2 separate regions of the Mus musculus genome follow, and region 1 is linked to region 2. The links are chromatin loops, found by intact Hi-C in ENCODE. Cell type or tissue: gastrocnemius. All regions are shown on one strand. Links, peaks and the distances in the headings refer to the core of each region. The heading gives the core; the rest is flanking DNA.

Region 1 (12,257 bases), core at 5,320-7,819, 110 kb after region 2:
TAAGAAAGCAGGAGCTGATGCAGAGGCCATGGAGGGATGTTCTTTACTGGCTTGCTTCCCCTGGCTTGCTCAGCCTGCTCTCTTACAGAACCAAGATTACCAGCCCAGAGATGGTCCTACCCACAAGGGGTCTTTCCCCCTGGATCACTAATTGAGAAAATGCTTTACAGTTGGATCTCATGGATGCATTTCCTCAACTGAAGCTCCTTTTTCTGTGATAACTCCAGCTGTGTCAAGTTGACACAAAACTAGCCAGTACACTAAGTGGGACCCATTTTAAATGAGCCATCTATTACTAGGGGACTGGTAAAAGAAACTTGGATGATATTTTAAGGATGTCAGAATCAGCGGGGCAGTGGTGGTGCAAGCCTTTAATCCCAGCACTTGGGAGGCAGAGGCAGGTGGATTCTGAGTTCGAGGCCAGCCTGGTCTACAGAATGAGTTCCAGGACAGCCAGGGCTACACAGAGAAACCCTGTCCCAGAAAGCGCCCCCTCCAAAAAAATAGGATGTCAGAATCAGCCATTAAACAATACGTCGGGGGCTGTGAGATGCTGAGTGGGTCAGGTGCCTGCTTTGTGGGTGTGGAGACCTGAGTTCATGTCCCTAGCCCCTATTAAAGCTGGGCATGGAGCTGTTTGCTCCTGTGACACAGGATCTGGAAGGATGGAAGCAGGGAGATCGAGGGACTTGCTCACCAGCCAGTGAGTGACCTTGTCTCTAAAAACAAGGTAGAGAACCAGGCAGAGTGATATATACCTTTCATTCCAGCGTTCAGAAGGATGGACGAGATAGATGGATTGATCTCCAGTTTCTAGTATGAGACTAGCCTTGCCTATGTAGCGAGTTCTAGGCCAGCCAAGGTTATATTGTGTCCTGGCTAAAAAAATGAAAAGAGAGCAGTAGAGGAAGAAACCCTGCTTCCTTATGTGCGTGCATAGGCAATTGCACCATTGCTCAAGCACATAGATATGCACACTAGCTCTTACTTTCTTCCCCACCTCAAAAAACCCCACAGTTTTTTAAGAAAACTCTGTTGTTTGGGGGTTAGAGGACTCAGTGGATAAAGCACTTGCTGCACAAGCACGGAGAGCTGACTTTGGATCTCTGTAACACAAATAAAAGCCAATTAAAGTAACACATGCCCAGAACCCAGCAGATCTCGGAGGCTCACTGCTCTGTCAGTCTAACTGAGGCAGCAAGCTTTAGGTGCAGGCAAGTCCCTGTTTCAAAAGAGAATGTGGAGACACGATCAAGGAAAGATCCTGACATCACCGCTGACCTCCATGTGCCTGCATTGGAGAATACCCTCCCAACATACCTCCCGCATACCTGCAGCCACACCCACCGCATACCTGCAGCCACACCCACCGCATATACCTGCAGCCACACCCACCGCATATACCTGCAGCCACACCCACATTCTCCCATCTCCCACACCCCACACAGTAAAACCCGTGACTAAAGAGAATACTGATTCAAATGGCCATGATGAGCACACTTGTGAATATAATTTTCGGGAAATAAATCAACAAACGCTTTATTTCTCTAGTGTATTGGGTGCTTAGCGCTTCCTGGCACCTATGCAGTGGTCTCAGAGCGTGTTTTACTCCGTCCTTTCAGGAGCAGTGGCGGCGGCCTGGAATAACCCCCTGGCTAGCTGGCTGAGTGCCATGCTCCATTGCTTTGGTGGAGGAATTTTATCCTGTATGCTGCTTGCAGAGTCTCCATTGAAGTTTCTTACAAACCACACTAATATTTTACTGGCATCTTCAATCTGGTAAGTTGCCCTTAGGCTGCACTATGAGATCTTTAAAGAATTGTTTAATAGATTGCAGTAAAATGGATCTTTTTCCTTTAACCTTTTTTATGTCCTTAAGTTAATGCATGTGCAATGAACGAACCCGAATAGTGCCAAAGACTTTAAGTGCAAAGTTTGCCTCTTCCCCTTCCTCCTCTTATCTTCTTCCAGTGGAAATTGTTTTTAGTGTTTGTGGGAACATTTTAACATTAGAGAACATCAAATATTAGCCCAAATATTTTGTTTTGTGAAATAAACTTAGATAGAATTATGACATCCTAAAAAATGTAAATGTGAACAACTAAACAAAAAGTCCAAGCTTTTCTTGTCTCTTCTTCTTTGTTGGCTTCATCATTTGCTTGTTTATTTGTAGACAGACAGACAGACAGACAGACAGACAGATAAGTTCAGAGTTTCACTGTGTAGCTGTCCTGAAACTCAGTATGTTCATCAGGCTGTCTTCCAACTCATAGAGATCTACCTGCCTCTGCCTCCCCAGTGCTGGGGTTACAGCTTTGCACCACATCTGGCTATTGGATTATGTAAAGGCTTCTGACATTTTTTTTTAGATTTATTTATTCTATATGTAAGTACACTGTAGCTGTCTTCAGACACTCCAAAAGAGGGCGTCAGATCTCATTACAGGTGGTTGTGAGCCACCATGTGGTTGCTGGGAATTGAACTCAGGACCTTCAGAAGAGCAGTCAGTGCTCTTAACCTCTGAGCCATCTCTCCAGCCCCAAGCTTCTGACATCTTTAAACATGAATTGGGAAAATGATAGTAGGAATTGGCTTGGATTCTTCTTCATACAGATTTAGATGGTTCTTAACAAGATTGATTAATTAAGTTAAAATATATTGATTCTAATCAACATGCTTTGTTTTATTTAAAGTAAACTATGCTTTCAATTTAAAAACACTATCAATTTAATATATAAGGAACATTTGGAATTCATTTTTCCTGGGGTTGGTGAGAGGGCGCAGTAGGTAAAGGAGCTAGCCGTTTAAGCCTGGCAGCCTACATTCTAGTTCTTGAACTCACACAAAGCTGAAGGAGAGAATCGGCCGCCCAGAGAAGCCTCTTGGCTTCCACACGTTCACTATAGCATGCAGCCTTTTGCGCATCATGCACATACAACTCAGTGAGAAAAATAACCAAAAATTCATTTTATTATAATAATTGTGAATGTTTAAGTCGTTACAAACAGGTATGGATGTTACAAATAATAGTGGTAATGGTAAAGTAGTAGAGGAAACCTATCACTGTGGAAGGGTGGGTGGAATTACTCACTTGATAGCTAGTAATTATTGAATTAGAATTATGTACCAGCTAAGACTCATTTTCATGTTACATCACGAGTCCTGTGAAGTAGTATATTATTAGTTAGGGTTTTACTGCTGTGAACAGACACCATGACCAAGGCAAGTCTTATAAAGGACAACATTTAATTGGGGCTGGCTTATAGGGTCAGAGATCCAGTATCATCGAGATGGGAGCCTGGCAGTGTCTAGGCAGATGTGGGGCTGGAGGAGTTGAGAGTTCTGTTTCTTGTTCTGAAGGACAACGGGAGAATACTAACTTCCAGGAAGCTAGGATGAAGATCTTCATGCCCACGTCCACAGTAACACACTTCCTCTAACAAGGCCACACCTATTTCAACAAGGCTACATCTGCAAATAGTGCCACTATATTCAAACCACCACAAGTAGCTATTATAATTTTTTTCCTGACAAAATCTTTTCCTGGTGACTTTAAGAGAAAAAAATTACTTAAATACTATGGAACTATATGTTGCATTTCTCTGATTTGTAGCTAAATGTTAAATTCATCTATAACTGTTCTAAACATCCAATAAATGTGTAAGCTATACAATCAGGTATGGAATGGCTGACTCCATCGAATTGTTCTGCAGGCTAAGCCTCCTCCAAGTTTTACTGTGTTTTGTTTTTTAATCTAATCTGGTGTTAAATTAGGATTTTTTTTTTTACTAACAACAATTACAAATTTCTCTCTCAAGTAGTTGGTATCTAAATCATAACTCACTCTATCAAATGAGAATGAAAGAGACTATACTACCAGACTTACACAGGAAAGTCTTCAAAGATTTCACAGGGTGTTGCTTGCTTTCAGTAAAATCACTACTTTCTTTCTCTTAGTAGTTTATATTTTTTGGCTGTGGAAGGTGGGTGGAGTGGAGTTAATCATTCGATAGCTAGTATGTATTGAACGAGATATTAGGTAAATTCTTTATATTTATTTTCATACTATGAGTCCTGTGAAGTAGCTACTATAATTATGTTTTTAAAGATTTATTTATTTATTTATTTATTTATTTATTTATTTTGGTTTTTCGAGACAGGGTTTCTCTGTATAGCCCTGGCTGTCCTAGAACTAACTGTAGACCAGGCTGTCCTTGAACTCAGAAATCCGCCTGCCTCTGCCTCCCGAGTGCTGGGATTAAAGGCGTGTGCCACCACGCCGGGCTGATTTATTTATTTTTGTTTTATGTGTATGGGTGTTTTGCTTGAATGTCTGTATGTACATATGTATGTATGTATGTATATATAACACGAATGTATGTATGTGCCTGGTCCCTCAGGAGCCAGAAGAGGACATTGAATACCCTGGAACTGAAATTACACATAATTGTGAGCCACAATTATGATGTTGAAAAAGGAAGCCAGGTATTCTGTGAGAGCAGCCACTATTCTTACCTGCTGAGCCACCTCTCCAACCCTTTAAGAATTAAAAGCATTGGATTACATGTGACAGGTTTCCTTATGGCATTTTCATACATGCTTAGTTTTGGCCGACTCCCCATCCTTCCCAAGCTCCCTGCTCTCTCCTGCGCTACCCTCCCCAGTCTTCAGCCTGCCTTCCAGTGCGTTCTGTTCACCCTCCACAAGAGGCAGCTGTTGTTACTACTTCCACTTGACAGCGAGGAAATTGAGACCAGGGAACAGTTGCCATAATTTCTGAGTAGGCTAGAGTCAGAACAAGTGTGACTGTAGAGCCTCCGCGCATGACAGCTGCCCTGTGTCTTAGACTGACTGACTCATCTCCTAGCATCGTCCTCCAGAAGCACTGTAAAGGACTTCCAGTCTATAGTGGTCGTTTACAGAGATACTAGCATTTTGGATTATTTTAATGTTGTATAAATGCTGAGACTATATAAAAAGGAAGATAGCCAGATTCTGTTACCGTCCTATCTCTCCTGTTTCTAGTGTTAAGTACTAGTCCTCCCACTTCTGGCCTGGACTTTCAGTAACTTCCTAGGTGGGCTAGTTGCTTTATTCATTACCCCCTAGATATTCTTCACATAATGATGAAGTGATTATCTTAAAATAAGTTATAGTGTGCCACTCCTGCGTGCAATAATGTCTTTTCAGGAACAACAGCCTGAGCTTTCTCATGACCTACTGTCCATCCCTACAGAGTCTCCCTCCCTCTGTCCTCTTTGCTGTGATGTATGGCCACTGCTCCTGATACTCCTTCCTTTCCCGCCACACACGTGCATTTATCAACACTCTGACTTGCCCGATCTTTATTTAGCTTGTTGTACTTCTCAGAGAGAGGCAGGGCTGTTGCTTGGTTATTTGTTTGCTGGTCATCCTGCAAAGATGGTCAGTTCAACAACAACAACAACAGCAGCAGCAGCAACAGCAACAACAGCAACAAACCTGTGTATGAACTCAGATTAAAGGATGATTTGTGAGATTATACAGAGTGCATTTTTTGTCATTATTTGAATCTGTTCCATCTTTGGCCAGTGGGAGCCTTTTCAGCTTTCATGCCTCTTGGTATTTTAAGATTCTTATACCTTTCTTCTGGAATTAGTTTTAGTTTCATTTAAGGAGAAATAGTTTTTTCAAGGTTCACTCAGAGCATTGGAGACACTGCTAAGGCATCTATTGAAATGAGCTAGGGTAAAGAAAGAGAAAATGACTTGAGTTCATACTAATATTTATCTCTAATTCAAATTCAAGCCTATTTATTATTATTTAACATGTCTCTGTTATATATGTAATACTTGGAATTTACCTAGATATAAAGAATTTTGTTATTTGTTGGACAAAGGATATTACAAAATCAGAATATTCTGACATTGTTAATTAATTTTGTTCTGTTCTTTGCTCGCCTATATTTAACCTTTCTCATCTTTAAACCAGGGTGTGTGTGTGCTGCCAGAGTTTCATGGCCACAGTGCCATGCTTCTCTGGTTAGTCTTCACACTCGGATTTTGCTTGCTCTGTACTGGATGCAGGTCACTAGTTATATCTGGGCCCTGTAATTCTGGGTTTTTGAAGCTGTGGTGAGTACTGCTTTAGCCTTAACAGAGCGTGACGCAAGGCACAAAGAAATTAATGACTTAGCCAAGGAATTGGAGACCCTGAGTATCCAGAGCCCAGATTTAAACCATGGTTATTTCATCTGTTAGTTGGTGCATAAGCAGTAAATTGCTTTGAACTCTGAAATAGAAATGTTGTCCTTACAGTCTCTTCAATATGAGAAATGATGCTAGAGTCAAGACAGTGTATCTTATTGTTTAATTAGAAAAGTTTTAACATTTAGAATAACATGTCAGTCTTTGCTTCTGATTTTGAGAGTCAAATGATCTGGGGAATTATATATTCAAGTGAGGTCAGCTTCAGAACGGTAGCATGCCTGGGGGTTAGCACCATCTACTGGTAAAGACAGACAAGAGCTTGCTTCTGTCTGTATACAGCTGTTGTCTGAAAACTCCATATACTTTCATTTGTGTTGTCTTTTTAAAAAGCCATTTATTTATGCGGGCAGTACATAATTTATAATTTTTCTATCTAATGATTTTATGTCTCATAATGTTTTCCTTAAACTTCCAGGCATTCTTTAAGGAGATTACATTTAAATGAGGGAAATATAAGAGTCACAGTTTTATAATCTTTTTCAAGATATATCCATGAAATTTCTTTGGTGTCCTAACCAGAGGCCAGGGCTATTGCAGTAGACTAACATGGGTGTGGTTTGTGTTCTGTTTGGCCCAGTTTTGGCCTAAGGATACTGCCTTAGGTAGACAGGGAGAGTTGATGGTAAGAGAGGGAGTGTTCTCAGTGATGAGCCCAGCAAAGCGCCTTCTGCTTAACCCCTGGTTTTAACCTAAATTCAGCTCCCATCTTAAAACCTGTTTACACTGGTTTATGTTGGTTGTATCCTATTTTACACTAATTTCTACCCTTTGTCATTTTTCTCTTTTTATTAATCTGACCCACAGAACTTAAAAGTATCTGAGAAATCCATTATTATCTTCTCATTCCATTTCTTTTTCCTTTCCTGTATGTATACATATGTATATGTATCTATGTGTATGTTTTAGGTACTTACAAGGTAAAGGTTTTTTGGATATTACAAACTTAAGGTGAAATTACAATCTTTACAGAAGAGATGTGCTGTTTAATTAATGACATTTCCCAGTAATTCATCAGCGGAACATTATATAGCTAACTTATATTGTAGAACAAGAGTGATTTTGTCTGCAGTCATTTGTCTTTCACGCTCATTCATAAGTCTGTTGGACATGACAGAGTTGTTCCTTTTGCTCCATGGCAACTCAGGTGGGCACAGAGGTTTCACTAATATGTAAGGTTTTATGTGTACTTTAGAAATATCTGATGCAGGGCAATGGTGGCATGTGCTTTTAATCCCAGCACCCAGGAGGTAGAGGCAGGTAGATCTCTGTAAATTTGAGGCTAGCCTGGTCTATAGAGCTGATTCAGGATAGCCAGGACTACAAAAGAAACCTGTCTTGAAAAAACCAAAAGGAGAGGGCTGGTGAGATAGCTCAGTGGGTAAGAACACTGACTGCTCTTATGAAGGTCATGAGTTCAAATCCCAGCAACCATATGGTGGCCCACAACCACCCATAATGAGATCTGACGCCCTCTTCTGGTGTGTCAGAAGACAACTACAATGTACTTATGTATAATAATAAATAAATCTTTGGGCCTGAGTGAGCAGAGTTGACCTGAGTGAGCGGGGGTTGACTGGAGCAAGTGGGGTTGACCGGAGCAAACAGAGGCCCTAAAAATTCAATTCCCAACAACCACATGAAGGCTCACAACCATCTGTACAGCTACAGTGTACTCACATGCATAAAATAAACAAGTAAATCTTAAAAAAAGAAAAGAAAAACCAAAAGAAAAAAAAACAAATATCTTATTAAAAAAGCAACAATTATAACTTATAGATGGTGTGTTGTTATATGGCATAGTTGAATGTAAAAGCTGCTGTTGTGTAATAAGTTTGAGCACATGTTACAGATGGAATTAGGGAAGGCAAATGGAGCTGTTGTAATACTGGTTTTGTTCTTTTGAGCATGCCATTTTTAATGTGAGTTACTACTGAAGGAAAACTATAGCATCTGTTCTTTATCTAATCTATAAGAGATACCAAAGTATTGTCTCATTTTATTAAGAATATATAGACAATTCATTATTTAAGTGTATATGATTTTTTTCTCCATTGTCCAACTTCCTAGAAATCATTTCTACATTTAAAACTTTCAAAATATCATATGTCAATGTAAAAAAAATTTAAACCATCTTACTTCAGTTTACTTAAAATTGTCTCCAGATATTTCATTCCTTACTCTGTAATTAATTGATTCTTTGATATGTTTTGTATTTTGCCTCCAGATTGAATTCAGCTTAGAGCTATTTTTCACTGTGCTGAGTTTTTGGTTCGAGAACAGTTGATAAGATTGATAAGTTGATTCCTGCCATCCAGCAACCAGTGGAATCCAATGATGAGCACTGTAGCCTTTACTTTATGTAGTAAGGAGCAGTGTATGAGAGCCACTTTGAGGTGTAAGAAGCAACTGCTTCAGCTGTACAGAGCCACCGCCTGTCTTGTGTTGAGATGAAATGAAACAGACATTCTGTGGACTGTGGTGCAGTGAGTGGGACCTTGAGTAAGAAGAATGTAGCGGCTGACCTTTGCTTCCATATTTGGTCTCGGGAGCAGTGTTGGCAAATATTTTATATTTGGTGAATGCATGTGAGGTTTTTGTGTTTATGACTCATGAATTAGAATAAAATTAACACTTGATTAAAAAAAAAAAACCAGGCATTTTTTTCATTTTTTTTTTTTTTCGAGACAGGGTTTCTCTGTGTAGCCCTGGATGTTCTGGAACTCACTCTGTAGACCAGGCTGGCCTCAAACTCAGAAATCCTCCTGCCTCTGCCTCCCAAGTGCTGGGATTAAAGGCGTGCGCCACCACGCCCGGCCCAAACATTTTTTTCTGTGCCCTGTTTTCTGTATCACTCCATTAGAAGATGTATTGTGCTCTACATACCAAACTGTCTATTAGGAATGGAGGGGAAAACCTGTATTTTCTAGTAAATAATGTTGGTAGTATTTGAGGAGATGCTGAAGAACAAAGTTTAAAACTCTGGATCACCAGAGAACAGCTGTATTACTGTTAAATTAGCAACAACTTCACTGGCTATAACTAAGCTTCTTCAATCAAATTAAAGATTGAGCTCAATATTCTTTCAGATGCATGAACATACATTCTCCACAACATCAGCCTATTTCCTTGGGAGTTCTCTCTGTCTTTGTATAGATTTCTAACTTACACTCTAAGCTAAGGGACACAGGTCAAGATAGTGGTAGGAGTAGAAATGCTGCCCTTGCTTTTTTGCCCAAAGGCTGGTTTGTCTAACTCCTTTTCCCTAAGAACAAAGACATCGTATGCGCATAGTCCATACCTGCTGGAACTGGTAAGGCACTTGCTTCTTTCTCTTAATTAATTATGTACCTAATTTTCTTCTCATAGTGTATGGATGAATGAAAAAATTGTATAGAGCATTGCAAAGTACGTGGCTTCTCCTCCTCATGCTACAGACTTATATATATATTGTGTAACGTAAAAAGCAATTTAGTATCCAGTCTGCTTTTTCCAGGTTTTTACGGATGATTGCTTTGGTTGTGTTACGCCATGTTCTTAGTGGTGGTGAATTAGATTTTCACTTCTATTCCTCTGATATTATTTACATATTGAAATATTTAAATTTTAATTTCAGGTATATTGTATTCTTTTGCCCTCGTGACCTAGTTTCCCAGGGTTATTCATATCAACCTATTCAGTTCCTGGCTGCGGGAATGAAGGAAGTGACCCGGACGTGGAAAATAGTAGGCGGAGTCTCGGATGCTAATAGCTATTACAGAAATGCCTGGATAGTCATGATAGTTGTTGGATGGGCCCGAGGTGAGATTGACAAATTGTGTTCCTGATGTACTGTAGCCCATGAATACTTCTTTGCTTACAGGGATGGGGATGACATACTGTAAAAATCTTTTTGGAAAGTGGGAGCCTTGTCTAGTTTTTTAACTCGTAAAGTTAATGTAAAAGTTACTTACATCAGTATTGGTGATCAGCCATTATTCTTTTAAGATCTTATTTAGCATATATACAGTGTTCTGCCTGTATGCTTTTGTGGAAGAAGAGGGCACCAGATCTCATTATAAATAGTTATGAGCCATCATGTGGTTGCTGGGAATTGAACTCAGGATCTCTATAAGAACAGCCAGTGCTCTTAACCTCTGAGCTATCACTCCAGCCATTATTTTGAGCCTGGTGGCCTTGTAAAGTTTCTTATGAGTAATTTCTTTTGTTGTTTCAGAACCAGATAGAATCATAAGTAATTATTTTACCATATATGAAATATGTTTTATATGAAACTTTGTCTAATGTAAATTTAAAAAAATGGCTGAGGCTGGGCGGGGTGAGGCATACCTATAATCTGAATACTTGGAAGACTGAGGCAGGAGGATCACAAGTTTGAAGCCAACTTGAGCTACACAGAGAATTCTAGAATAGAAAGACCCTGTCTAAAAATGAAAACAAATTGCTTTATATTCTTTCCTTTCTTGTCAGTTGTTGCAAATAGCAGATATTCATAATCACATTGGTCGAATCGCTTTCTGTTTATTCTATAGCCTCCCTCCCTCCCATCTCTCTCTCTCTCTTTTTCTCTCTCCCTCCCCTCCCCACCTCCCCTCCCCTCCCCCCTCCCTTCCCCCTCCCCTCCCCTCCCCCTCCCCCTCCCCTCCCCTCCCCTCCCCTTCCCTTTTCTCTCCTTTTTCTTTGTCCGTATTTCAAGTAGTTTAGGCTGGGCCCCTGTTAACTGTGTAGTTGAGGATGACCTTGACCTTCTGAACATCCTGCCTCTACCTCCTGAGTGCTGAGATCACAGGCAAGTGCTGCCATGCCTGGTTTATGCATTGTTGAGGACTGATATATGTTAGGGAAGTGCTTCTAACAATGTCACTAATCCTGCTGTTTTATATGTAGGAGTTGACAAGTTTCTGTAACCTTTGCTATGGTGTACTACACCTAAAATTAGCCATATCAAGGAAAGAAATGTAAAGAGAGGATCTTGTTTTTCCTAAAACAATTCTACATATACATGTCTCTGCTTGAGAGCCCAGCTTTAACCTTAGGTCACAGTAAGGCAGACATTGACATTCTGAGGAGGGAAATGCACTCATCTCAGATCTCAGTGTAAGAAGACACATTTTTTTCTTCCCCTTGAGAATTTTGTTTTGGTAATCTTGAATTTTGGACTAGGAGGGGAAATTCTGACTTCTCCTACCATAAATTCCTTGTTTCTTTTTTATTTTGTCTTTAGGTGCAGGTGGTGCTGTCGTCACAGCTTGTGAACAGTTGTTAAAAGGAGACTGGAAACCAGAAGGTGATGAATGGCTGAAGATGTCCTTGTAAGTGGTCTGTATTATACTGAGATGTGGACTTTCAGCCTTAGATGCCATCTAGTTGCTTTAAAATGCTTGAAACTATGTATATGACTGAGACATACCCAAGGAACAAATAACAGTCACATTGGGAAGAAAACCAGCAAATTCATTAATTCAGATGAACTCTCAAAGGAAACATCAGTTTTCTTTGGATTCCTCTTCTTTATAAGAACAGCTTGGCATGGACTGGACCTACCCCCCCCCAATATGTATCAGAAGAACAGCTTGGTCTTCATGTGGGTCCCCCAACAACTGGAGCGGGGGCTACTATTCCCCTACCTGGGCTGCCTTGTCTGGCCTCAGTGGGAAAGGATGTACATAGTTCTGTAGTGACTTATGTGCCAGAGTGGTGTGATATGGGGCGTGGATGTCTTCCTCGTCACAGAAGACAGAGTAGGGAGAAGGGGAGGCAGGTGCTGTGTGGGGAGGAGCTGGAAGGAAAGGTGGGGGCTGCGATTGGGATATAAAGTGAGCAAATAAATTAATGAAAAAACAACCCAGCTTGGAAGCTGAAGGGAAGGCTCAGTGCTACACTTACAGAGGACCCCACACGACGCCTCATAACTCTGCAACTCCAGCACCACTGGATCTGATGTTCTCTTCTGACCTCTGTCACACCAGCCATATGTGGTATGCAGTATATACACATGCATGCAAAACACCC
Region 2 (12,257 bases), core at 6,419-8,918:
GAGTAGCACATTCTAACATTCTATTCTTGATTCTAACTTTATTACATCTTTTTAGCAAAACAGCTAAAACCATCTCTTAAAACTTTCTTCCCAGAATCAAATCAGGAATTCTATAAAATTATTAATTTATCTAAATAGTACTAATTAAAGTTCATCTTCATGTTGATCTATAGGAAATTTGCTCAGTAGGGTAGGCTAATGCCCAGGAACCCTCAGGCTATGTAATAGTGACAGGAAAGGCATATCTTCTACAAGAAGCAATCCTGAGATGATTCTCTTGGGACCTTGCCTCTCAGAGTTCACCCATCTTAGGGCATGCAAAAAGGTTGGCCACCTCCAGGTAGGCCACCTGCTAGTCTTAGCCTTTCCTAAATGGCTCCTGAAACTTTTACAATATAATAAAATAATGGTGGTTCTTGATGTTAATTTGCCTCTCCACTGAGACCAGGGCTGAAGTTCTATCTCCATTTCCACTGTTGTTCCAGCATAATCAGTACCAGCATAGAAACATTATGCTCAAGACCAGAGAACGAGAGGCAGGAACAAGAATATCAGCCTTTCCAAGGGAAATTTTTTTCTCAGAAGCTTCTAGTAAACTGCTGTTCAGATATTCTATTGGGAAATTCAGTCTTGACTATACTTAAGGAGGCCAACATGGATGTTCAGTCTGTAGACAGGCAAGCAGGGGTCTTATGCTGCATTCCCACTCTGTTGCAGAAGGTACATCTCAGTGTGTGATTTTTGTCTACAGCAGTGTTCCTCCATTTTGTATGTACACAGTACTAGTTTGATAGTCATGGAGTAGTTTTTAGATGTTTCCAAAAGTTGAACTTATATTTCCATCCTCCTTTGTAGTTTCAAGATGAAAGGCAGACAGGAATAAGGAGGAGAGGTGCTTCTTTATTTCAGGTATCTGTCATCATTTTCATCCAGTGTAGATGTTGTTCCCCCAAGGTTTATATGTTGTAAACTTGGTCCCCGGAGCAGAGGTAGGGATATAGACCATAAGTGGTAGAGTCTGGTGGGAAAGAGATTAAGATAGCTTGAATCAGAAATATGAGCACTAGTAGTCAGCCATCATGAGAAATGCAGACATTCTATAGCGGATCTGGTAAGTCATGTTGACTCTGGCAGGTTGGACTCCTTCTGGAGTGGCAGTGTACTCTGGGACAGCAGTATATGCTGCAGGTTCCTCGGTTGCCTCAAAGTCAGTGTCAGAGATCGTGTCCCACGGTTCTGCCTAGGCAGTGAAGCAGGTAAGAAACAGGTGAAGTGTGTGTATATAAGGATATGGTCTTTGTTGGCTTGCTTTTTTTCTCATTTTATATTCTAAAGATGTCTCAACCTATAGAAAAATGAGAATGTGATATTTTAAACTTCATTTTTATTTTTAAGCAAAAATAATACTGGTATTGATTGAGTTCAGCAGGTCAGATAGTAACACAGACCTCAGTAAGCTAGGGCGCTGTCTGCCTTTCCTTTTCCTGCTTACTGTGAGCCTTGGACCCGGTCCCTTTTGTCTTGTTTATTTTCTCACTCAAAAATGCTTATGTGTTAACTAGCATCTCACTTAGATAAGGAGTTAGGAGAATTCTCCTATCGTCACTCATTTTATAGTTACATGATAGTCAGTCAGTCGACCTTATCATAAGTAAATACTAACTAGCTTACTCTGCTCATAGGATTCTCTGTGTTTTTTAGATTGGTGTTGTGAGTTCAGCTGTGCTGTCTTGCAGACAGATCATTCCAGCTGGCCTTGACTGTTTCTGCCCTCTTGGAGGGATAGACAGGGTCTCAACAGTTACCTAACAACTGCTGTATGCAACACTGCCTTAATGGCACCAGGTGAAGCTCTGGGGAGGGGCTGCAGGACATAAATGGTGAGGACATAAACAGGATGGTCACTCACAACACCAGTGTTCTGACCTCAGCCTCTAAATGCCAGTTTATTGATCTAGGAAATATTCCTCCACCTTTCCAAAGTGTCCCTTGAGTGCGGTACACTGCTACTTTTAAAAGAAAGCAATATGCTCTATAGTTGTCAAGACTAAAACAACAGAGTCCGTGGACGAAGCAAAGGTCAGTTAGAGACTGGTGAGATGACCCATCAGGTGAGCTTGCTAGCTTTGATCGTCAATATTTGTTTCTGAATTCTGTAGCAGAGAGGTATACTTTCCTAAAGCTTTATGTTCCATGACTGTAGGTTAGTCATAAATAATACCTTCCTGGCTGACCTCACAAAGTTTCTGTGGGTATCAAAGGAGATCATCAGTGCGCATGCACCTTGTACAGTTTAAGTGCCTCTGTATTATTAGCCGTTTTGAAAGTTGACTTTAAATATGTTTCCATACTTAAAATACTCATGCTGCTTCTTATATAGAGTAGATATCATATCCAAATGCATATGTAAGAATATAAGTAAAAGTTCTTTGGAGATTTTAAATTTCTAGTGAAATGAAAGATTTTTTTTGTTTCAAATTTATAATCTTTCTGTAAGGATTATAGTTCACAGGGCACCATACTTAGCAGATACTCATGTGGTGTGTGTGTGGGTGTGTCTGTGTGTGTGTTTAATTGAAACAGAATTATATCAGCCATTTCTAGGAGGACTGTTTCCCATCAGGCTTCCTGGTATTCTGGCTTTTACAATTTTTCAGACCCCACCCTGCAATGTTCCCTGAGCCATAAATGCTTGAGTTGTGATGGATATATATCCACTGGGTCAGCAGATACTCTTAATAATATTTAATCATCTACTAAAATCTACATATAGGATAATCTTAATAAGATTTAAATCTTAATGGTTTTGAAAAGCATCCATTGTCTTACAGTTTGCTGGGCTGGGTTTCCTGATGTTTGCGTTGTGGTGCGGGTTCTGTTAAAGCATTTTTAAAGCCATAGGAGATAACAATTGCAAGTTTGCTTTTCTGTTCCTGCTCCTAACATCCACTTCATGGACATCAGTGAGAGAACGCTAAATGAGCATTCTCATCCCATGGGGAGAAGTTTGCATTAATTTTTAGAGTCCTTAGGGACAGTCTCCATTCTCCACAGCTTTCTTTTGCTACTTTAGTCTTTCCGTGCTACCTTCTGTTCACTACTCTCATTAAAAATGTTCTAGCAAAAAGGCAAGGATAAAAACATGGCCTAATTAATGGTATAACAGCTGCTTTCATCTTGTCACTAATATTTGGTTTTAAATAATCATGCTTGATCCTTGTCTTATGCTAGGATGGCTGGTTTCGGATAGCTGAGAATATGGGGTTTCAATGCCTAAAGACTGAAAGCAAGGATCCTCGGCTAGATGGAATAGACTCACTTTCTGGGACTGAAATCCCTCTGCACTACGTCTGTAAGCTGACCACTCATGCCATCCACTTGGTAGTCTTTCATGAGAGGAGTGGCAACTACCTCTGGCATGGTCACCTACGACTCAAAGGACACATGGATAGGAAGTTTGTTCCTTTTCGAAAGTTACAGTTTGGTCGTTATCCTGGAGCCTTTGACAGGTAAATCTATAACAATAAACAGTAATAAGTCAATAATATGATATGTTTATATTTATATATACATGTATGTATAGATACACACATTGAAGTATTATAACTCAGGGAAATCCACTGTGATTCTGCAGTAGTGTGGATGGGTCCCACAGTGGTGAGTGTCTCAAGGCAAAAAAGACTGACAGGATAGAGGTATACTGTGTTCGTGGATGTCTTAGTCAGGGTTTCTATTCCTGCACAAACATCATGACCAAGAAACAATTTGGGGAGGAAAGGGTTTATTCAGCTTACAATTCCACATTGCTGTTTATCACCAAGGAAGTCAGGACTGGAACTCAAGCAGGTCAGGAAGCAGGAGCTGATGCAGAGGCCATGGAGGGATGTTCTTTACTGGCTTGCTTCCCCTGGCTTGCTCAGCCTGCTCTCTTATAGAACCCAAGACTACCAGCCCAGAGATGGTCCCACCCACAAGGGGCCTTTCCCCCTTGATTACTAATTGAGAAGATGCCTTACAGCTGGATCTCATGGAGGCATTTCCTCAACTGAAGCTCCTTTCTCTGTGATAGCTCCAGCTGTGTCAAGTTGACACAAAACTAGCCAGTACAGTGGATATATTTAAAATAGAATAATGGTACTGAGACTAGTAAGGAAAAGTTACTCCAAAGCAAGATAGAGTGTATCCCTGGATAGGGAGGTAGAGGGGGAGCTACTGAGTGGGGTACACAGAGATCTCTAGGGTAACTGGCAAATCTCAGTGTATGTGATGAAGGTGAGATCGCAAGTGTTGTAACTCATGGTCTTACGTCTTTATGTCTTATACATACACTTGAGTGTGTATGCATGTGTTATTATTACTTTATTTCCAATATGGCCTGAGGTGGTGGCTCGCAACTGTAAATCCTAGCACTCAAGGTGAAGCAGATTTGCCAGCCACAGGTGAGGCTGGGCTAAATAACAAGATCTGGCCAGCCTAGATGGAATCACAAGACATTGCCTCAGAAAACTAAGAAATTATAGGAATAAAACTAAAAATAATACTGTGTATTATATGATACCCTTAACTATCACAATGATAAAAATAATACTGTGTATAGTAGTATACCCTTAACTATCTACCAAAATGATAAAAATACTGCTGGCAAGAAATGGGTACCTGATGAGACTCATGTAAAATTAGACCATAAATGTCAACTTTATAACCCAGAGTAGTACTTTTCTTTCCCTTTGGAAGTCATTAATAATGATGTTATAATATGTTAATATACTAGACCTTGATGTAAATATAGCAATGAATGTCTTTTGCTTTCAACTTCGTCATTTATAAGAATTTTCATAACAAAGTCCTTTTGGGGCACTTTTCAGAGATACACTGCTCACTGTTATGCCATAGAACTATAAGGCACATTTATTCTGTCTTCATCTTAGTGTTTAAAACTACCCATGCGAGAAAGAGCTGAAAAGGTGGTCAGAACTGGAGAAGTCAGGAATATCGTTGGCCAAAATGATTCCGGGTTGTCAGAAACAGTTTGTTGACATCTTCGGCTACTTATATTTATGCATTTTTTCTTATTTTGTGTTTTAAACAGGCTTTTTAAGTAAGCCATTTAGTTCTTCAACTAGTAAAAGTTTACTTCAAAGTTTAGTTAATAATTTAGTTCAAAATCACCGACCAAAAAATAACTTGTGAGTGTGACATGTGCCAGCCTGTAGATAAAGCCGTCTGTGTGCTTTATAGTTTCACATAGAGGAGTAGAAAGTGCCCAAGCAGTATTCATGCGGGTGGGTTGCAGGCGTCTCTCCGGTCAGCGAGGCTTCTGGGTTACCATGATTCACTTGGAGTTTATAACTGTAAGAACTGTAACTGTAACTGTTTATAACTGTAACTTTAAAATAAGTTAGTAACTGAAAATGATGTCATTCAACTTTCATTTCTGCTTAAAATGCCAGAGTACCTGGAAAAACTATTGTAGACGCAGAGGCCTGTAATCCAGTTACCTGGGAGGCTGAGGCAGGAGGGTAGCAAGTTCAGTGCCAGCTTCAGCTATTTAAGCAGAGCTTGTTCCCCCCCACCCCCCAAAAAAAGAAAAAACTTTTAATTTAAGGTGCTAGGGTGTAGCTCAGTGGTAGCATGTACAAGGCCCTGGGTTCCATCCCTCGAGGGAAATCGATTCTCCTTCCCCTCAGATTTAGCTACATAAGTGAAAATACTTAAAACTCAAACTCTGTGTTGCTACTTGATGTCTGATTTTCAAGGTCCTAATAAAGTTGCTGATTGATGCCCAAAAGATTTGAAGAAAACTCACATGATGTTTAGCTTCTTTGTTGGTGTTTACTGTCTTAAAAGGCTGGCAGTGCTCTGGGTTAAATCTTGATAGTAAAGTTTCTTTTTAACTTTTGTTTTTCAGGCCAGAGTTACAGCAAGTTACTGTTGATGGACTAGATATGCTTATTCCGAAAGACCCAGGGCGCTTTCTAGAAGAAGTACCTCACTCCAGATTTATCGAGTGCAGGTATAAGGAAGCTCGGGCGTTCCTCCAGGTTAGAAACAACCAAAACCTGCATTTCTAAGCTAAAGCTAAGGAGAGGATTTGCTTATTTTAGTTTATAAGAGGAGATGGAGAGGCTTCTGCAGACTAGGCTCAAATGGCTTCTTAAGTCGATCACTGATTTTCCTCTCATTTAAAGTTAAACACTAAACTCTGTTTCCCCGAGTGCTGGGGATGTAGTCTAGTCGGTTGAGTACTTGTCTAGCATGCACAGGGCTTGAGTTTGCTCTCCGTCTCCACATGAACCAGGCATGGTAACAGGTGCCTGTAATCCCAGCACTTGGAAGATAGTGGCAGAGAGTTGAAGGTGACGCTCCACTATGTGGTGAGTTCACAGGCAACCCTGACCAACAGACGCTATCTCAAAAGAAAACTTGAATTCTGCTGGCTAATACGGCAGGCTTGTAACCACAGCCAGCACTCAGCCAGAGATCTCAAGTTAAAAGCAGCCCTGAACCTCACGCATGGGCGCGCGAACACACACACACACACACACACACACACACACACACAGAGGCAGGCAAACTTTTTTCTTCCCTGAATGGAGAATGATCATATACTTATTACTTTATTGTTTTATTTCATTAGATCCTGATAGGATTAACACTGGCTTATTCCACAGCTATGATAGCTCATTAACTGTTTTAAAGTTACTTTTTTTTTTTTTAAAGAAGTCCAAGTTGGCTTAGAATATAGCCACTGAAGAGGGGTCATGTGAATTTAGAAAGGTTTTTTTTTTTTTCCTAAGTTTGGCACTGAGTATGTGTGTGTGTGTGTGTGTGTGTGCGCGTGCGTGTGTGTGTGTGTGTTTGGCAAAGAGCTATACAAAGACCGGCTGAATTTTCAGCTTTTCCTCTACTGTTCTAACTTTGTAGGTTTCTGACTGTAGTGATATAAAAATGATTTTGGTGGGCGTAAAAGTTCAACTGTAACAAGTCATATGAGACCAGAAAGGCAGTGAAAACAGGCCGTTGGACTGTGGGGATTTGGTACCCCAGTTCTACTTGCCCTTCACTTTCTGGGGTTCTCTGCCTCTCCTCACAGAGATCTGCCTGCCTCTGTGCCATCATGGCCAGCTCTCCAGTTCTTCACTTGAGTGCTGGCCCCGATTCCCCTCAGGCATGAGCTGTGACTGGTGAGCTACACCCTTTTCTCCCCCAAGTTGCCCTTTGATTGTAGTGTTTATCACAGTACTGGAGAGCAAGCTAGAGCACATAGGAGCTACTAAGTGCCAGCTCTTTCATTGCTGCCCCAGGTCCAAGACTCAAATACAAGGCTTCTCACATACTGTATGCTGATACCCAAGACAGCCCAAGAGGTTCTTCTAGCTCTTCCTGGTCTTTTGAATTTATTACTGTAAGGCTGTCAAATTTACTGAGCTTCGTGGTAGAGGCTAGAGAGCAGCATGTGTGTTAGGCCTGTTGTGCAGGCAAGTTCTGCCTCCACCACACAGTGATAAGAGGTAGGAGGGATGGATTCAGTGCTTCTTCCTGCCCTATGGGCATTGCCCACCTCTGCCCTAGCAGTTGCCATGGTGAATTGTGAGTGTCTTGCTTCCTCCTAATTTTGGGAGCTTCCTGGTAGCAGGCGTCTTAGTTTATTCACGACAGTCATTGCAGCCATGTCATTAGTGATGCCTGACTTGTTTTCACCGCTGCCCTTGTGATGTGCAGTGACTAGAGGGCTTGGTCATGGTCTTACTTTATCCTCTTACATTAGAACCATGAGTAAGATACCAGGAGTGTACACTTTCAAATTAAAGTTGGCATACACCCATTTGAACACTTGATGGCGCCAAACAGTCTTAAATGGTTGTAGAGATGAACTAATCCAATAACCCTAGTAGAGTACCCCCTAGCATTCTCGTTTGTTTTAATAATGATATTTTAAAAGCAGTGTCTGACTTATGTAACAGTTGCCAGTACAATAGAAATAATGCCTCTTTTTTTCTGGCACATTTGAGAGTAATCTATAAACCAGTATCCCAAAGCCTCACATAGCTTAGTTCTTTCTAAAAACACAACAGAACAAAACTAGACTATTTCCTATGTCTGAACATGAAAATCAAGAATTAACATAAATTGCTTTTAATCTCAATCTAAGCTGCGTATGATGGCACATGCCTGTAATCTTCATGTTTGGAAAGCCAGGGCCGGAGGATTGCCAAAAGTTCCAGGCAAGCCAAGGCATATGGCAAGACCAATTTAAAGACAACAACGAAAGTCCACATTCACATCTTGCTGGTTGTCCTCATAATAGGTTTGTATTGAAAGGATTCTGTTTACAATCACATGCTATACTGATTTCCTGTTTCTTTAATTTCTTGTAGTCTGTGCTGGGTTCTCTACCAGTTTGGGTAACTACTCTCATAGCTTTGATAATTTTGGAGGTTATATTATTTTGTAGACTGTCCCTCTGGTTTTCCTCATAAAGAGCATGGCAGTGCTGCTATGCTTGCTCTTCTCATTATGTCCCAGAAGGTGCTACCTGACCCCCTGTTACTGCTTCTCGCCTGGCTTTTCCTGAGGAAGCGTGAACAATTAGTGTTCACCCCAGATAGGACACTAACAGCACACTGAAAACCGATTCCACCCGAGTCTAGCGTGGTGAACCCCTGAGTTTGTTAAGGTTACTTCCGAGACCATGGGTGAGAAGTTCCAGGAGTCTGATGTCTCTGTCAGCTGCATCACCACGAAGCTCACCTCTGTGTGAGGAACACTTAGAAAAGCTGTGTACCCTGAAGTTCCACACAGCACCAGGGGGCATCATCAGTCTCAGCACCTACTATGACTGCCTAGGGGCAAGGCCTTGGGGATCTCCTGAGACCTTTAGTTCTCATGACTTCTCGAGTCCTGTGGCCTCCCTTCTCCCTCTGGCGGGAATGTTCAGAGGAAGGCCACAGAACACTGCTGGGGTTGCATCCTGCCTCTTACCTGCTGCCTTCACTTTTGTGCTATTGCATTTTTCCCTTTGTAATCAGAAGCATTTGTTTGCAAGCTACTTTGTAACTATTAAAATATTATATTTCTTATCAAATTTATTGTTAAGATAAGAGACTCATGGTTTCCTGTTTAATGAGTTATTTTAATCTTCAGATTGGTCCACATTTGGCCAGTTAAAAACTCTTCCGGATAGCTTTTGTATCTTCTGGCTTATCTCATTCTTTCTTCCATTTTAGTAAAATACAGATATTCTAGGCTCATCCTGTGATTTTCCTATCCCAGCTCTGGGGTCAGCCATTTCTCCTGAGTCCTTGTAGAAGCCGACATCTGGGGAGTAGGTAGTATGCCCATTGCTCTTTGGGTTTTGCTGTACACAGCTGTCTCACTTAATAGAAACATTGTGCATATGTCTGTATATATTTATTTCTGTGTCTATTTGATGAAATCTGTAAATTCAAATCATTATTTCCACCCTGATTAAGTTATAAGAGCTAGCTAAACAACATTGGATAACCTATCAGGGGACTGGAGAAAACTGTTTGTCCATCTGTTAGCAGCCATTCACTGCCTATAGCTCTTCATCTAGGGATTAGGGCCTTATGAGATTTCTCCCATCCACACTGTAATGTCAGTGGTACTCATTGTACCTGTAGTCCTGTTGAGGTGACCATATTGTTAAAGTTTGGGGGTTCATGTCGTGTCCTCTATAGAGGATGCTGTCTGACAGTGTGATCTTTTCACTCTGAGTCCTGCCCCTCTTCCATAGAACAGGGATTGGGTTGTACATGTATTGGCTGAGCTAGGCACCCCACGTTCAGTTCTCTGCATTGTGGCTAACTGTGACTCTCTATGGTGGTCTCCATGTGACGTAGAAAGAAGCTTCATTGATGAGGGGTGAGAGCTATGCTTACTGTGGCTGCAAGGCAAATACTCGTATTCAGAATTCAGTAGAATTACACTGGCTTAGGAAAGGGGCAGTAGTAGGTTCTCCTCTAGGCTCCATGACCTCTTTCCTCCCCTGGCCGGGTTTACAAAACCAGGCACGAGATCCTTCCTACTGAGCAAGCCTTAAGTCCAATTAGGTGGCTGTTGGTTACTCCCAAGATGTAAGTGCCACTGTGGAATCCTTGGTGGCATCTCGCCATGCGGCTCATTGATGTGGTGTAGGGTTTGTAGTTGAGTAAGGCTGTTACTGCTTTTCTCCTTTGCAGTTTGCATGAGCACCTTCAGATGCTATGAGAGGCAGTCCTCAGGAATAAGGCTTCCAGGTCATTTTTAGCTAGATTCCTCTGAGTCCCGTGAATAAAGTGTGTAGTGTCTTCAGCTAGTGCCTTCCCTTCATGTTCTGAAAGGCAACCAAGGACAATGGCTTATATCGTTTGGGAGTTTCTTGGACTCCTCTGATCAACAGCTTGAAGAAAGGTTTCTCATAAGGCAAGAATTTTTTAACAGAAAGGAAAATTGTAGCCTCAAGATATCACTTAACACTGTCATATTGGCTTAGCATGTAGTCTACATGGCAGCTGGGTCTGTAAACTTTAGCTCTAGGCATTCCTTATAACAAGCATAGGAACATATATCTCCCAATCCAGTCGTGTGCTCTAAAAAAAGCAGTGGCTCAGGAAAGGGATATTTTATTTCAGGAGATTCTTTATAGTTTGCTTAATCCATAAGAACAATTTACCTGCAAGGAGCGCTCCTTCATAAGACACTTTGTTCCTGAAGAGAGCCATTTAGTGGTTCCATTCCTTATTGTCCCAGTGACATCTCTGTAAACTGTATCTCTCCTGCATTCTTGTAAAGGAACCCAGTTACTTTAGGACATTGTCAGAAGTAGTTACTTCCTCCTTTAGTCTCCCTACAGTATTTGCTGCTCACCTCCTCAGGAGCACACGACATTCCAGCGTTATAGATTCCGTGGGGAGAAGTGCGGTGCCTGCTCTCGTGTGTACAGCCTCACTGAGGAGACTGAGACAAAACCAACAGTAACAACTAAAGTAAGAATGAACATGCGGGGCCAGAGAGACAGCTCAGTGGTTAAAAGCGCTGGTTCTCCTCCAGAGGACCAAAGTTTGATGCCCAGCACCCACGTGGCGGTTCACAACCATCTATAACCTCAAGAGATTTCATGTTCTCTTCTATCTCCATGGATACCAGGCATGTACATAGTACACAGACATAAAAAATATTAATTTTTTAAAGAATTTAAAAGTATGTGTGAGTGGTGACTGTTGTAGGTTAATGGAGGAGCTGACTGATGTATTTGGCTTTGTGTATTAGTACATGATCAGTGGGAACACTGGGAAAATAAACTCACCTGTCTTTTAGGAAAACTGGGTTATTTCTCAGAGACTGGATCGAAAACATGATTTTCATTGTATTCAGAGTCAGAGGCACACTAAAAAAGAAAACAGCATATAAGGTCACATAGGCTAGAAAGGCTGTGCCATATTGCTTTTGTTTGGGTGGTTACTTGATTTTGTTTTTGTTTTTTTTTTTTTGAGATAGGGTTTCTCTGTGTAGCCCTGGCTGTTCTGGACCTCACTTGCTCTGTAGACCAGGCTGGCCTCAAACTCAGAGAGATCGTCCTTTAAAAGCATGGGCCACCACTGCCGGGCTGAGAAGTTGCATTTTATTGCTATAACAGGACATGTAAAAAGAGGCTAGTGATGAAGGCAGAGCAGAAGGCAGGAGGGACCTGTGTCCTTGCTCTTCTAGGCCAAATAGCTTACATTTTGTTCCATAGTGAGCTATCACTGAAGAATTCATCCTGTTTTCTTCAGTTACAGGATAAAATGCAGTAAATCCAAACAAGCAACATGACTAAGTAAAGATGATATTATACAAAACTGTGTATTTTACAGAAGGCTTTCACTTAGACCTGTAGAGTGGTTCTGCAAAGCACAGTTACTGTCTTTAAGTTATAAATAAATGAAGTCAGTAGTGGCAATGAAATTTGCTTCCTCCGTTCTCTTGTTCATTCATGAGACGTGGAGATACTGGTGTAGACATGGGTATTTGATGTCTTTTCTTCATCAAGCTTACACTCTTGTGAAAGGAGATGGACCTAGAGCCAAACACAGGTTATCTGATTCAGAAAGTGTCCTTCCCTGCTTGACTACCCAGTGTCTAAAGAGAAGTAAATGACTGTACAATGGAAACATCATGTAATCTATTTTGTTTAATGCTTCTAGCTGTGTAATTAGCTCTTCTTTTCCCCCAGCTGCCCAGCCTGCTAAATTCTGATGTGCAGAGAAAAGTGATAA

What was found. Peaks named below come from ENCODE experiments on the same cell type or tissue, not always from the same donor. Only the 100,000 strongest peaks of a DNase experiment are listed, where the experiment ranks them.
Region 1: it touches region 2 in a loop (4-fold over the local background); 32 of 42 quality-filtered maps call a loop at or near these places.

Annotation. Positions count from the first base shown.
Region 1 is chr4:53,839,005-53,851,261 of GRCm38, forward strand. Tmem38b (transmembrane protein 38B) reads left to right here. Exons shown (of 6, transcript NM_028053.2): 2 at 1,623-1,779; 3 at 9,862-10,046; 4 at 11,470-11,557. Among named protein-coding and RNA genes, the nearest start is that of Tmem38b, 19 kb to the left of the region's middle. In gastrocnemius, for the core only: CTCF peaks have their summits at 6,485 (motif pointing left) and 7,725 (motif pointing left); a DNase peak (open chromatin) is centred at 6,474; H3K27ac peaks cover 1,125 bases.
Region 2 is chr4:53,731,619-53,743,875 of GRCm38, forward strand. Fktn (fukutin) reads left to right here. Exons shown (of 10, transcript NM_139309.5): 5 at 3,232-3,509; 6 at 5,909-6,041. Among named protein-coding and RNA genes, the nearest start is that of Fktn, 24 kb to the left of the region's middle. In gastrocnemius, for the core only: a CTCF peak has its summit at 7,840 (motif pointing right); a DNase peak (open chromatin) is centred at 7,793; H3K27ac peaks cover 617 bases.